Regions from separate parts of the Homo sapiens genome. Here region 2 is linked to region 1. A link is a contact called in ENCODE Hi-C data. All regions are on one chromosome and are shown on one strand. Each heading gives the region's core, a stretch centred on a gene start or an enhancer-like site at or near the end of the contact. The rest is flanking DNA. Distances are from core to core; before and after follow the strand shown.

Region 1 (3,155 bases), core at 310-2,809:
GAAAGTTATTTATATGAAGGATACAGGTATCGGTCCTATAGAAGTGCTTGAAATCTATCACTTTGGCTCTCACATTAATTCCGCTGTCTATTGACATTAAAATAAGAAAAGTAACCTATAGACAGAAAGAAGGTTGTATTCCCATTAACATTCATGAGGGCTAAGCAGCCGAAGTCCTACATATCAAGCAGGGAATATATCCTTTGTCTGCTGATGAGAGAACGTCTCAGTGATAAATGGTTACAGACAGGGGTGTCATGAGGGCAACAACACACAGAACAATTCAGACAAACTTTTTAAAAAAGTCTTCTCCTGCAGTTTTTTTTTGTGGCGCTGGGAAGCACAGTGCCTATCCCTGCTAATAAAAGAAAACTATTGCAATGCAAAACTCCTAACCTTTGCAGAGGCACTTACCAGAAAACCAAAAACATACTCTTTGAAAAACAATTTAAAACCAAGCTTCAAAGGCTTTCTAATGTATAAATATTCAGACATTCTGAAAAGCACTGCTCTGCACCCTGCACCCCAGCTATTTGTGCCTAAAATGGATATTGTCGTAACAGTTAGCATGGTTGTCAAAGTGCAACGTCTCTAATATCAACACTGAGAGACATCAGACTCATTAAAATGCTTTACATTCATTAATTAGGTTGGTGCAAAAGTAGTTGCGGCTTTTGCCAAAGTCATACATAAATTCAAACACATTATGATACTCATTTAACACATTTGTGATAAAAATCATGTATGAAGTCATGAGTTTATTTAATAAGCTAATATTCCATAGAGTCCAATGGTGACTACCAATGACTCAGTTAATTTTCAAACCAAAATAAGTTAGATTACAATTTGTTGACTCCCTTGACTCCTCGAGCCAGGGAAAACATTTCCTGGGGCCTGACTCTAGGTGGCTCACTTCCCTCACCTAAAAACAGGAAGGGTGAGACAACCCCCTCCAACCCTCGTCCTCGGTCCCCCAAGGATTTCTCTCCAGAATTCTGCCTCTTCTGCAGCAGTCTGGAGTCTTCAGCATGAAAAGGGTAACAAACATGGCGCAATTTTCTGAAACCGTGATGTCAACAGTGTTTTTGAGGTGTCCTTTCCCACCCTAAAGAAAATTCGAGATGCACAGCAAGAAAAAAATGCAAGACAGCTCCCCGACACATCCTGAGCCACGCCTCGTCCTCAGGGTGCACCCGACAGTCTCTGCCAGCGCAGTGTGGACGCTGGACAAAGACGCAGCCAGTAGGTCGCTGGTGGTCGCGGGTTGGATCCGCTGACTTGGCCACCAAATCTTTTCCTCGGGGAGTGAAGCGGCACGGAAGGAGCGGAGTCAAGGGCGGGGCTGGGGATTGGACCCGCCCCCGGGCCCGGGGATTGGACCCGCCCCCGGGCCCCGGAGGAGTCCCTGCGCCTGCGTGCCGGGCGTGGACCTGTGGTTGGACTCCCCCGTTTTGGGCTGCCCTCCGCGTCCTCCCCCGCCCCTTCCCACCTCCGCCCACTTGACGCGATGACGCATCTCAGGTTTGCGGACGTGGCGGCGGCGTACGGCCCGGAAGGCGGAGACGTTGGCGGCAGAGGCGGAGGCGGACGGGGTCAGCCCAAAGCAGAGGCTCGGCCATGAACTTACCCGGGACAGCGGCGGCGGCGGACCTTTTGGCCATCTTCTCGCAGAGTGCTCCCTGCTAACGGGGACAGGTAAAGATGGTGGCAGGAGGTGAGGGTAGCCCGGTCCAGGAGGGCGGGGTTGAGCCCCAGCTGCGTCCTCACGGGAGGCGCTGAGCCTCGGCCACAGGTGTGGTGGGGGCTGCAGGGCCGGGCTCGGCCCGTGTGGCGGACACCCCCGAGACAGGGAAGAACTTCCAGACCAGCCCTGCCAGGCCCTCTTGTCACACTGTCGGGGAAACTGAGGCTCAGAGGAAGGACGCCTACCTGCTGGATTACCTGGGCAGCTAATTTCCCACCCAAACACAGCATTTCTCCCACGACTTTATGTTGGCGTGAAATATTCGCTGACGGCATCTTGTCACATCGTTCAAGTGTCATGCTGTGACAGAAGACTCTGAGACGTAATCTTCGCTGACGATAGCAGGGAAAGAAAAACTTGACGTGTGGAATACAGAGGGAGGAGGTAGTTAAGTTTTAAAAAACAAAATTGTCCCTGGCAGCGGATAGGGTGCCTTTGATTCTGTCCCTTTGCAGCTTTAACTTGTGCCCTGTGACCCTCTTATTGCACCTTGCTTAGTTAAAGAAGGTCAAGGCGAAACACCCAGCAGCCATTCTACAGTACGAAGGTGTTTGGGAAACCGTTTTCAGTTACAGACTGAGCTGAAGAATGCTTTAACACTGTTTTGTGGCCCCTCGTAATCTAGGTAGCACGCAGGCTTGTTCCAAGTTTCTGAAAGGGAGTTCGTGCCTTTTTCCTGCTCTAAGAGAATTAAGAGAGGTGAATAGAATTGAGCCAGATGACTTAAATATTATGTATTTTCTAATCTCTGAGTAGTAGACTGGAGTGATCGCCTGGGTCAGTCTGTTCACTTCGGTTGAAGACACAGCCAGTTCTTGATCATTCAGAATACCCAGATTTGTAACACGATAGTCAGCTGCCTGCATTTCATTATAAAGGGGAGTGGAGAGATAGTGAGACAGGTGAAGTTCTGACCTTTAAATTATATTTAGAAATATATCGTGGAGAGAGGTTGATAGAAACAAGTATCTAAAATGGCTTTGGGGCATTGCTTAGTGATTTTCAGTTAGCTGCACTACTAAGCCAATTTTGAAGTTCTAAGTACAAATTATTAGGGTGAAACTGTCTAACAAGACACATAAGTAGGTCGGTATAGCCAAGTGTAAATTGCTGTATATTAAGTCTTAACTTTTTTGATCATGGATGCCTTTTGAGAATATGAAGCAATGAAAATTCTCCCCAGAAAAATATACATATGTATAAAATTTGCCTGGAATCTACAGGATTCAAAGACATTCCCTAGGTTAAAGACACAAGATTAAAAAAAGACCTGGTTAAATGAGTGGAAATAAAACTGTTATCCTTGGAGGAAAAGATGTGGTCATGACTTCAAAACTGCTTTTGAGATATAAAATGTGATAGTTTTCTTTAGTTTCATAGCTGTCAAGTTAGGAATCCTAGTTCTTGGTAA
Region 2 (3,155 bases), core at 353-2,852, 5.0 Mb before region 1:
TTGCCTCTGCTGAAGACAGCTGCTTTGCCCAACACCATGCCCCATTCTAGGAGCAGCCCACAACCAGTGGCCATCCAACATGCAGGTGGAAAGGTCTGTTCTCCTCACTCCTATTGGAAAGCAGCTCTGAAGCACCATACTAGTTTGAGAACTGTCATTCATAAGATGGCAACAAAATTCAGCTTCTCCTCTGCACAATCCTGCTTCCTTCATTTGCCTTTGATTACAAGAGCACTCTGTAATAAAATGCCATCTAGTCAATTTCCAGTACTGCCCATTCTCTAAGTTTAAATCACAAAGATAACTTTAAGTAATATTTTCAAAAAATCCCATGGGCACATCCAGACTATGTAATTTTAATCATCAGGAATCTACGAGAAAGGAAATACAACATATGATTACAAACACTCTTTAGTGCCAGATATGCTTAACACCAACATCTGTGTGACCACAGTAACACCGAGTGATAATAAACTAATATTACAATTAATAACCAAACAATTGTCTAAGCAGCACTTTTTAAAACATGGATCATCCTAAAAGCATCGCGTAAGGTTGACAGTAGCACCTTTGGCTTGGGAAAGTTTCAAAAACTGTTTAAGTTTGGGATTCAGCCACATTACCAACACACACACATACACACAATTTCTCTGGAATACGGGGGAGTGAATCAAGTTATACCAACGATTCCATTTGAATCAGCACTAACAGGATTATCACAGACCTGGGTAATAAAAATAAACTTTCTTCACTTCTCACCCAAACATGAATTCCTGCAAACTTGAGGTGAACTGGAAAATGACTTTTGGAAAGCTAACACGCTTTTATGGAGATGCAGAATGTTATTTTACCACACAATTAAACCAAACGGGGGTATGGACTGAAAGTTCATTAGTCGTGGTAAAATAATTTAGCGAATCGAGGTCAGTATTAAAAAAAAAAGATCTGCAAAGATGTTTTCAGTGTTTCACTATTGTTTTACATGTTTGCATAGGTATGTGGTGTACGTGTGAGTACACGGGGCCTCACATAAAATGTATTTCTTTCTTTGCATCGGGGTAAAAGGTGTTTGAAAATGTCTCAGGTTCTGCTCCCCAAAGCCTGCAGCACAGGCGGCGGCGGTGAGGTCGCCGATCCCCAGCGGGGCGCCCCTCCCCTGCCTCGCGGTACTTACGAAGGAGTCGCTCACGACCAGCACCACATTGGGCGCTTTGGCTGCTCTCCGCCTCTGCTCCCCTGCTCCGGGGGCCAGTACCGCCAGCGCCAAGGCTGCGACCACCGACACCCACAGCAGTAGCATCGCCGGTAGCGGTTCTGAGAGCCTGCCGCCGGGCCAGCCGCCTCCCTCTGGCGTTCTCTCCCTAGCAGAGCAGGGCAGGGACAGCGAACAACTCCCAAAGCTTGCAGTTTGGTTGCTTGATAGTAACGCCGAGCTTCACCCGCAGAACTACAACTCCTATCAGGCGGAGAGCGCGCACATGCGCAACAGAGAAATTCCCGCTTTTACCCACGTTAAGACCTTTTAATCAAATACCGAGCAAATCAGAACCCAGCCACTTCCAGTCACGTGAATGAGTCCTGGGAAAGGCGCATGCGCTCTCATTGCAGCCTCGGCGTTTGTAGAAGAGGAGCATCTGCTCCAGGTGGGTTTGGATTTCTGTCGGTTTTGCACAAGGGATCCTAAAGGCGATTGAAATGGTACTTAGAGAAAGAAAGGATCGGGGCCGGGGCTGTTCATTTTGGGCCGCGCAAGCGTGGCTGAGTGTTCGGCGAGAGCGTGAACTGGGCGGCGATGAGGTGGCGGCGCGGCTGTCACTTAAGTTGAATAGGGCGGTGCCTTGTGGGGCCTCTGGGTGGACCGCCTCAGGTGCGCCGTGAATGCCTTAGACCCCCCCGAATACCTTCCCAGGGAAATCTCTAGCCTGTCTCATCTTATTGCTTCTCTTACCCCGTGCAGTCAGGATTTACTGTGCTCCCATGGGGCGAGGAGCGGGGCCTAGTAAGAAGTTTCAGGCTGTAGGCAGGGGAAAGCATAGCTGTTCCTTGCCTTCAGAGAGCAAAGGAGATAAGCGAAACTGGAGGGGGAAATGGGCTGTGTGACATGTTCAGTTAGTTGACGTAGGTTCAGAATATCATTGTTTTGCTGCAGAATAAAAACCGGTCTCTTTTGACTGTTGAATTCCTTTGGAGAGTTCTGGAAGAAGCAGATTTCTGTCCCAAAGCCAAATTCCAATTTCTGTATCTAGTTTCGGGTATATAATTTGCACATCACACTAGTAGTTTTAATATTCTGACAGTTAAAAGAGGAGTTATACTACTTACTTAAGTCAACTGAATACTAATATCTGGCAGGTTTTTTTTTGCCTAAGATAATTGTAGTAAGGAACAGATTTGTTTATTTAATACTCACATGGCACTTAGGTGCTGAGCGTTATACTAAGCATTTACTGAGCATCTGCTGCGTGCCACGTACTTTTATATGGAATATTTTCTATAATCCTCACTTTCACCATATTGCAGATAGGAAAACAGGCTTAGAGAGGTTAAATGACTGGCCTGAGTTTACACAGGGAGCCAGTCAGAGCACGACTGAAAATTGAAGAGTCTGTGCCGTAACTCACTAAATGCTCTGTCTGCAGTTAGTTTATCTGTTAGTGTAGCAGAATTGTTACTCAAGCAGCATGATAAAGATCTGCGGGAGCATGCAAAAACGTAAACAGTGTTGGGCGCGGTGGCTCACGCCTGTAATCCCAGCACTTTGGGAAGCCGAGACGGGCGGATCACCGAAGGTTAGGGGTTCGAGACCAGCCTGGCCAGCATGGTGAAACCCCGTCTCTACGAAAAATACGCAAAATACTGGGCGTGGTGGCGGGCGCCTGTAATCCCAGCTACTAGGGAGGCTGAGGCAGGAGAATCACTTGAACCCAGGAGGTGGAGGTTGCAGTGAGCTGAGATCGCACCTTTGCACTCCGCCTGGGCAACAAGAGCAAAACTCCATCTCAAAAAAAAAACAAAAACAAAAAAACCCCTAAACAATAGTCTCAGTTTACATGAGTTTAGATTTCAGGGAAGCAAAACCAAGCATACATGAAATAATAATACAGCACGGAAGGTAATACAAGTGGGCTCTCTCATAAAAACAAATTTGTTTTGAG

Evidence for each region. A loop is a pair of places that touch in the nucleus more often than their neighbours do. Pooled maps may share reads with other maps.
Region 2: a map of B cell shows a loop between it and region 1 (25-fold over the local background). The contact joins the promoter of SKIC3 here to the promoter of LYSMD3 in region 1. A Hi-C loop is called at or near these places in 2 of 168 maps with a recorded cell type or tissue (B cell and CD4-positive, alpha-beta memory T cell) and 9 of 50 pooled maps.

Annotation. Positions count from the first base shown.
Region 1 is chr5:90,527,988-90,531,142 of GRCh38, reverse strand. It overlaps LYSMD3 (LysM domain containing 3), which reads left to right and starts at 1,559. Exons shown (of 3, transcript NM_198273.2): 1 at 1,559-1,695. RefSeq lists enhancers at 903-1,162, 1,788-2,288 and a silencer at 1,273-1,522.
Region 2 is chr5:95,553,424-95,556,578 of GRCh38, reverse strand. It overlaps SKIC3 (SKI3 subunit of superkiller complex), which reads left to right and starts at 1,602. Exons shown (of 43, transcript NM_014639.4): 1 at 1,602-1,643. ARSK (arylsulfatase family member K) reads right to left here and starts at 1,478. Exons shown (of 8, transcript NM_198150.3): 1 at 1,175-1,478. The coding sequence starts at 1,300.